Regions from separate parts of the Homo sapiens genome. Here region 2 is linked to region 1. Evidence: chromatin loops called from intact Hi-C (ENCODE). Cell type or tissue: prostate gland. All regions are shown on one strand. Each heading gives the region's core, and the rest is flanking DNA. Links, peaks and the distances in the headings are about the cores only.

Region 1 (2,892 bases), core at 109-2,608:
TGGGATTACATACAGGTGCCTGCCACCACGCCCAGCTATTTTTAGTGGAGATGGGGTTTCACCATGTTGACCAGGCTGGTCTCGAACTCCTGACCTCAGGTGATCCACCCGCCTTGGCCTCCCAAAGTGGGATTACAGGCATAAGCCACCACACCAGCTTTTTGGCTTTCATTGGCCCCTGGCCAATTCAGACAGAAGGCCTTCAACTTTGTCCAAGCTCCTGCCCCCACCCATCAGGAGCCCCCTTGCTCCCATAGGCCCCAGGCTGTGGGTGAGCTGCCCTGGGGCCCCCAGGGACTCTGGAGACCCCAATCCTGGGCTTGGGGCCTGGCTCAGCCTTGCCTGGGGGCCCATTACTCAATTCCTTTCCACTTTACCTTCTGCTGTTCCTGTCCCTGTCCCAAGGGCCCTGGCGGCAGTAAGAGGCAGATTTCACCTTGGTTTCTGGCTCAACTCTGAGCCCTGAGCCGGCCTGAGCCTGCTGACCCTGGCCCGGCAGCCTAGCGCCCCCTCCACCAGTTCCCACTTGAGGAAGCCCAGCGGGGCACTGATGTGCATCTTCCAGCCTCGGCTACCTCCCTGCTTGGTGCCCTGCCCACACCTGGTGACCTCCTGAGCACAGATGCCCAAGAGTGACATGCCCAGACCCTGGCGGAGACGCTGGGGTGGCACTCATCTGTGCAGAGATGCCCCCAACCCAGCAAGATGCTGGGGCAGGACCATGCTTGACCCAGAATGTGGGGCGTGTGATCCCCTAGCCAACATCCTAGGAAGCAAGGACATCCCCAGCTTCTGGCCCTGGGAGGCGATCTTGTTCCCCACCCTGGGTGGCTGGGTGGGCCGGCCCCGGGTTCAGAGTCCCTGGCTGCAGCCCTCCCCTACAGCCACACAACACAGAGGAGCGGGTCCCGGCAAAACTTGGGGTGCAGAGTGGGTCCCTGGAGGACCAGAGCCCCACCCAGCAGCTCCACCTGGAGGAGAACAAGGACAGACGTGATCCCCCCACGCCTTGGGGCTCAATGGGATGAGAGTTGGAGGGGAGGGGCTGAGCTCACCCACTGCACCACCCTGTGCTGCCCCTCGACCAATCCCTCCACTTGGGGGTCCCCTTGGCCACCTGCCAGGCTCCGTGCACCCACCCAGCTTTCCCAAGGCGAGGTCCGAGGGGCTCTCCAGCCCCCAGCTCCACCTGTTACTGAGAATAAGGGCAGTCTTCCTTGTTGCCGGAGCCATGTAGCTTTGCAGCATGCCGCCAGGGAGCGCTCGAGACACGCATCTGGACTGCCTTGCTCAAGCCAACCCATGAAGCAGGTGGGGCTCAGGAAGACAGCCAGGCTCAGCCCGCTCCCTGAGACGCCCCTGGGGCTGGGGCTGGGTGCCCCTCACCTTGCTGCTGCCCCGGGTGCCGCTGTCTGCAGGGGGCAGCTGGCCAATGGTCTGCTCTTGGTCTGGAGTGGGGCCCACTGGGTTGAGGCCTCTTCAGTGGGCATCCACCGGGAAGCTGGCCCACAGTGAAGGCTCAGCGGGGAAGAGCTTGTGTCCTGATCATCACGATGCTCACACACCACGGAGCTGGGGTTGGCTGCCTGCCTGGGTCCGCACAAACCCAGGGAGTCAGGAGGCCTGGGTGGGGTGAGATGAGGGGGAGCCCCTGCCCCCCGACTTTCTCTTTGACTCATGCCCTTTTCTTTCCTCTGAGAGGCTTTCGTTCTGACCCATTTCTGGGCAAAACCCCCGAGCCCCGTTTGCCAGCTCGCAGGTTCCCACGCACGATTGGGCCCCATGGCAGCCACCCTGCCCAGGGTCCTCAAGGAGCAAGCTAGGGGCGGAGGGTGGGGGAGGCTCCTTCAAATCCACCCAGGGAGGGAGCAGGCTGTGGCTGCGGCTGAGGTCGGTGGCAAGGGACCCTGCCAGCCTGGCAGCACAAACAGGAAGGATGGCAGGCTCTGGCACCAGAGGCCGGGTCACCCGCAGGCGTGGCAGGACAGCCTCCTTCCTGCAGGAACTGCCGCCGGGTGTCTGTTTCAAGGAGAAGAGATGGGGTGGTGTGAGGCTGAAGCCAAGGTGTGGCTCCCCGGGGGCCCCCTGCCAGAGGAGGAACGCTGGGGTGGGATTAAAGGCCCAGGTGCCACTGTGGTCATCACCGAAAACATGGGAGGCTGGAAAGGCGGGGCTGGAGGCAGCTGCCCACTCTGGTGCCAGCCCCTAAGCCAAGCAGCTCAGGCACTGACAGTTTCCCGTGGCGCCCACAGGCACCCCTCCCTCCAAACCCCCCTCCCTCCAAGCTCCCCTCCAAGCTCCCCTCCCTCCAGCCCCCTCCCTCCAAACCCCCCTCTCTCCAGCCCCCCTCCCAAGCCCCCTCCCTCCAAGTCCCCCTCCCTCCAGCCCCCCTCCCTCCAGCCGTTGCACAAGTTCCGCAGCAAAGCTCAGCTCAGAGGCTACACTGCGCCACAGGGGTGGGGGCCTCTGACTACCACCCTGTCCCAGTCTTGCCTCTGTCCCCACAGTGGGATCCTCCCACTTCAGTCTCCAGCTGCCTGGTTCCCCTCCCAAGGCAGCCTTGTCCTCACTGTGGGGCCGGGGAGAGGCCAGCAGCCCCTGGGGCCCAAAAGTAGAACAGGACAGGGACAGGGGTGGTGGGAGGCAGGCCCCCTCTGAGGGTGCTGGGGCAAAGGTCTGGACAACAGTTCATGGTTGCCATTCCTCCCAGGACACACGATCTGAGCCCCCAAAAGACCTGACAGGACAGACGCGTCCTCATTCCCAGCATCCCAGCATTTTGGGAGGCCGAGGTGGGAGGACTGCTTGAGCCAGGAGTTTGAAACTAGCCTGGACAACATAACAAGACTCTGCCTCTACAAAAAATTTTAAAAAATTAACCAGGCATGGTAG
Region 2 (2,892 bases), core at 96-2,595, 85 kb after region 1:
CGAGCAGGCGAGGAGGGAGGCTGGGGCCTGCAGAGCACCCAGGCAACCTGGTGAGGACAGCTGGGGCATTTTAAACGCAGTCTCTGCCCAGAGGGAGGGGCAGGGCTGGGAAGCCCCACTAATGGGAGTGGGCACCCCATGCTGGTCCTGCCTAAAAGAAAGGATTAGTAGGCCAGGCACAGAGGCTCATGCCTATAATCCCAGCACTTTGGGGGGCCAAGGTGGGAGGATCTCTCAAGCCCAGGAGTTTGACATCACCCTGGACAACATAGCGAGACTCCATCTCTACAAAAAAATTTAAAAGTTAGCTGGGGGTGGTGGTGCACACCTGTGGTCCCAGCTACTTGAGAGGCTGAGGTGGGAGGATTGCTTTAGCCCAGGAGTTTGAGCCTGCAGTAAGCTATGATTGTGCCACTGGACTCCAGCCTGGGCAAGACTGAGATCTCATCTCTAAAAATATAAAAATAAAATGTAAACAGAGGGCTGGCAGGGAGGGCAATGGCAGGCTTGGGGCTTCTAGCTGCCCTGGCACCCCTTGGACGATGGGGCTAGGGAGTGGAGTCCCCTTCCTGACCTCTCCTCCCATCCTCACAGGTAGCTGAAGCCTCTGGGTGCTGGACTCCATGTTAGGGGTCACCAAGGGTGAGCCAGGTGCCTCCCACTCACCGTGTGCCTGGCCTGTGAGCCTCTGTCCAGGCCCCCCAGGTCCCTGTCCTGGCTGCCCCCTCCCACCCCAGATTCCCTGTCCTGGCCACCTCCTCCCCTCATCCAGCCCTGCTTACAAGGGACTTAGGCTCATCCCAGGAGGTGCCCTGGGCCTCGGCAGCCTGCCCTGGGTGGCAGCCCCAGCCTGGCCACTCGAAGAGCCCAGCCCCCAGGACTTCAGGGCTCCAGGGCTGGGCTCTGTCCCAGGCCTCACTGCCCACGTAGAAGGGCAGCTTGCTGTGCCTTGTCTCACCAGCACAACGCTAGCGTTTCAGGAGGCTGGCCCAGGGAAGGAAAAGTTGGAAATAATCTGTTCATTCCCCTGAACTCCCCAAGGCGCCTTCGACTCTCCACCATCCCCCTGGCCCCAGCCAGCCTAGGAGCGCCTGTCCGCAGCCCCAGGGTCCCGCTCTCAGCGCAGCAGGCACCCCTCCCGGAGCCCGTCTTATCGCAGGGCACTGGGGAGATTTGGGATCACAGCACACAGCCCATGTACAGGACAGTCCCCGCTACGGACCCCGCCCATGCAGGGCCCTGCGGGAGGAAAACCGGGCCTTCCCTGGCCAGCCCGAGACCCACAGAGACTGAGCAGCAGAGGTCGGGTGGGCCGAGTCCTCGACACAGAGGAGGGTCCCTCGGCTCCAAGCAGCGCCTCAGGCCCCATGCTCCCTCCCCCAGACCCACTCCTGCCGCCCTGGGGGGTCTGTGTGTGCCTCCAGGTAGCCACTGGCTGCTGCCGTTAACCTCTGTGCCCCCCACGTCCCCTGCAGGAGCCTCCCGGACACGACAATGGGTTCGGCGCGCCTCCTCCCCCCACCGCGGGGCAGACGCAGGTGCTGCTCCTCCCGTCTAACGTGATTGGTGGAGGGTGGGCACGTGACCTCCGCCGCCCAATCAGGGCCCTGCAGGTGCCTTTGCCTGGCTGGGCCGGCGGCGCTGGAACGGGCCGTGCAGGACGCGGGCCTTGAGGCACCTGCGGGGCTCCCGGGGGAGTCCTGGCTCTGACCTCGGCCTTCCATACCGCCTGGGGTGGGCGGGCCGGGCGCGGCAGCACACGCCAGTGAGCCCAGCGCTTTGGGAGGCCGAGGCGGGAGGCGGTGCCCGGGAGCTTGCGTGCCACGGGGAGGAGCAGCCGCGCCTTCTGCAAGGCGTCCTTGAGAGGCGGGAGGGAAACCGCCGCTTCCACTCAGCACCCTGGACCCCCAGCCCACCGTGGGGACCGGTCCCTGGGGCCTCTCCCATTGACCCCTCCCATCAGGTCCTCTCTTCCCTCTGCTTCGCTCCCCGGCACCCCCACCCCCAACCCATCGCCTTCATCTCGGCCTCCCCACAGCAACAAGGACAGACTTACCCTCCACTGCTCTTCCTCCGTTCCCGGAAAACTCCCGGCCTGTCCTCTGCTCACCCTCCCCTCTCTCTTCCCACTCTCCGGGCAAAGACCTTTTCCCAGACACGGTCCTGGGCGCTGGGAGGCCCCTTGGGGGTGGGGTGGGGGGCCAGGGGTGGTTGGGGCGTGGCTGGGGAGGAGGGTGCCTCGTCCCCACATGGAGGAGTCCTGGCCCACCTGTCCCTCTGAGCACCTGCGTGGGCAGGGAGGACGGGCACGGCACCTGCCTGTCGGCCCTGCCTGTGGGACCAGGGGCTCCCGGGGCCCCACACAGCACTCTCACGTCCAGGCAAGGCGGGGGCACCCAGGACAGTCCTGGACTCCTGACCCCGCAGGTCTTGGGCAAGACTGCTAACAATTAAATGTTAGTTTCTATAGATGAAAAAACTTTTTTTTTAAATAGAGATGAGGTCTCACTATGTTGCCCACCCAGTCAGATCTTGAACTCCTGGCCTCAAGCGATCCTCCTGCCTCAGCCTCTCAAAGTGCTGAGATTAAAGGTGTGAGCCACTGTGCCCAGCCAGTTTGCATAGTTTTGTTGTTGTTTGTTGTTGTTTTTTAAATAAATTGAGACAGAGTCTCGCTCTGTCACCCGGGCTGGAGTGCAATGGCGCGATCTCGGCTCACGGCAACCTCTGTCCCCTGGATTCAAGCGATTCTCCTGCCTGAGCCTCCTGGGTAGCTAGGATTACAGGCGCCCACCACCACGCCTGGCTAATTTTTTTTGTATTTTTAGTAGAGACGGGGTTTCACCATGTTGGCCAGGCTGGTTTCAAACTCCTGACCTCAAGTGATCTGCC

The links. A loop is a pair of places that touch in the nucleus more often than their neighbours do. Peaks named below come from ENCODE experiments on the same cell type or tissue, not always from the same donor. Only the 100,000 strongest peaks of a DNase experiment are listed, where the experiment ranks them.
Region 2: it touches region 1 in a loop (2.7-fold over the local background); 87 of 110 quality-filtered maps call a loop at or near these places.

The regions. Positions count from the first base shown.
Region 1 is chr9:137,033,777-137,036,668 of GRCh38, reverse strand. LINC02908 (long intergenic non-protein coding RNA 2908) reads right to left here. Exons shown (of 3, transcript NR_171031.1): 3 at 1-2,019. Among named protein-coding and RNA genes, the nearest start is that of FUT7, 3.1 kb to the right of the region's middle. RefSeq lists enhancers at 204-1,090, 1,091-1,979, 1,832-2,031. In prostate gland, for the core only: CTCF peaks have their summits at 1,254 (motif pointing right) and 1,961; a DNase peak (open chromatin) is centred at 1,258.
Region 2 is chr9:136,948,833-136,951,724 of GRCh38, reverse strand. It overlaps a transcript of LCN12 not described here. Among named protein-coding and RNA genes, the nearest start is that of LCN12, 2.0 kb to the left of the region's middle. RefSeq lists silencers at 1,436-1,935, 1,956-2,055. In prostate gland, for the core only: a CTCF peak has its summit at 1,507; DNase peaks (open chromatin) are centred at 1,160 and 1,584; H3K4me3 peaks cover 1,533 bases; H3K27ac peaks cover 2,195 bases.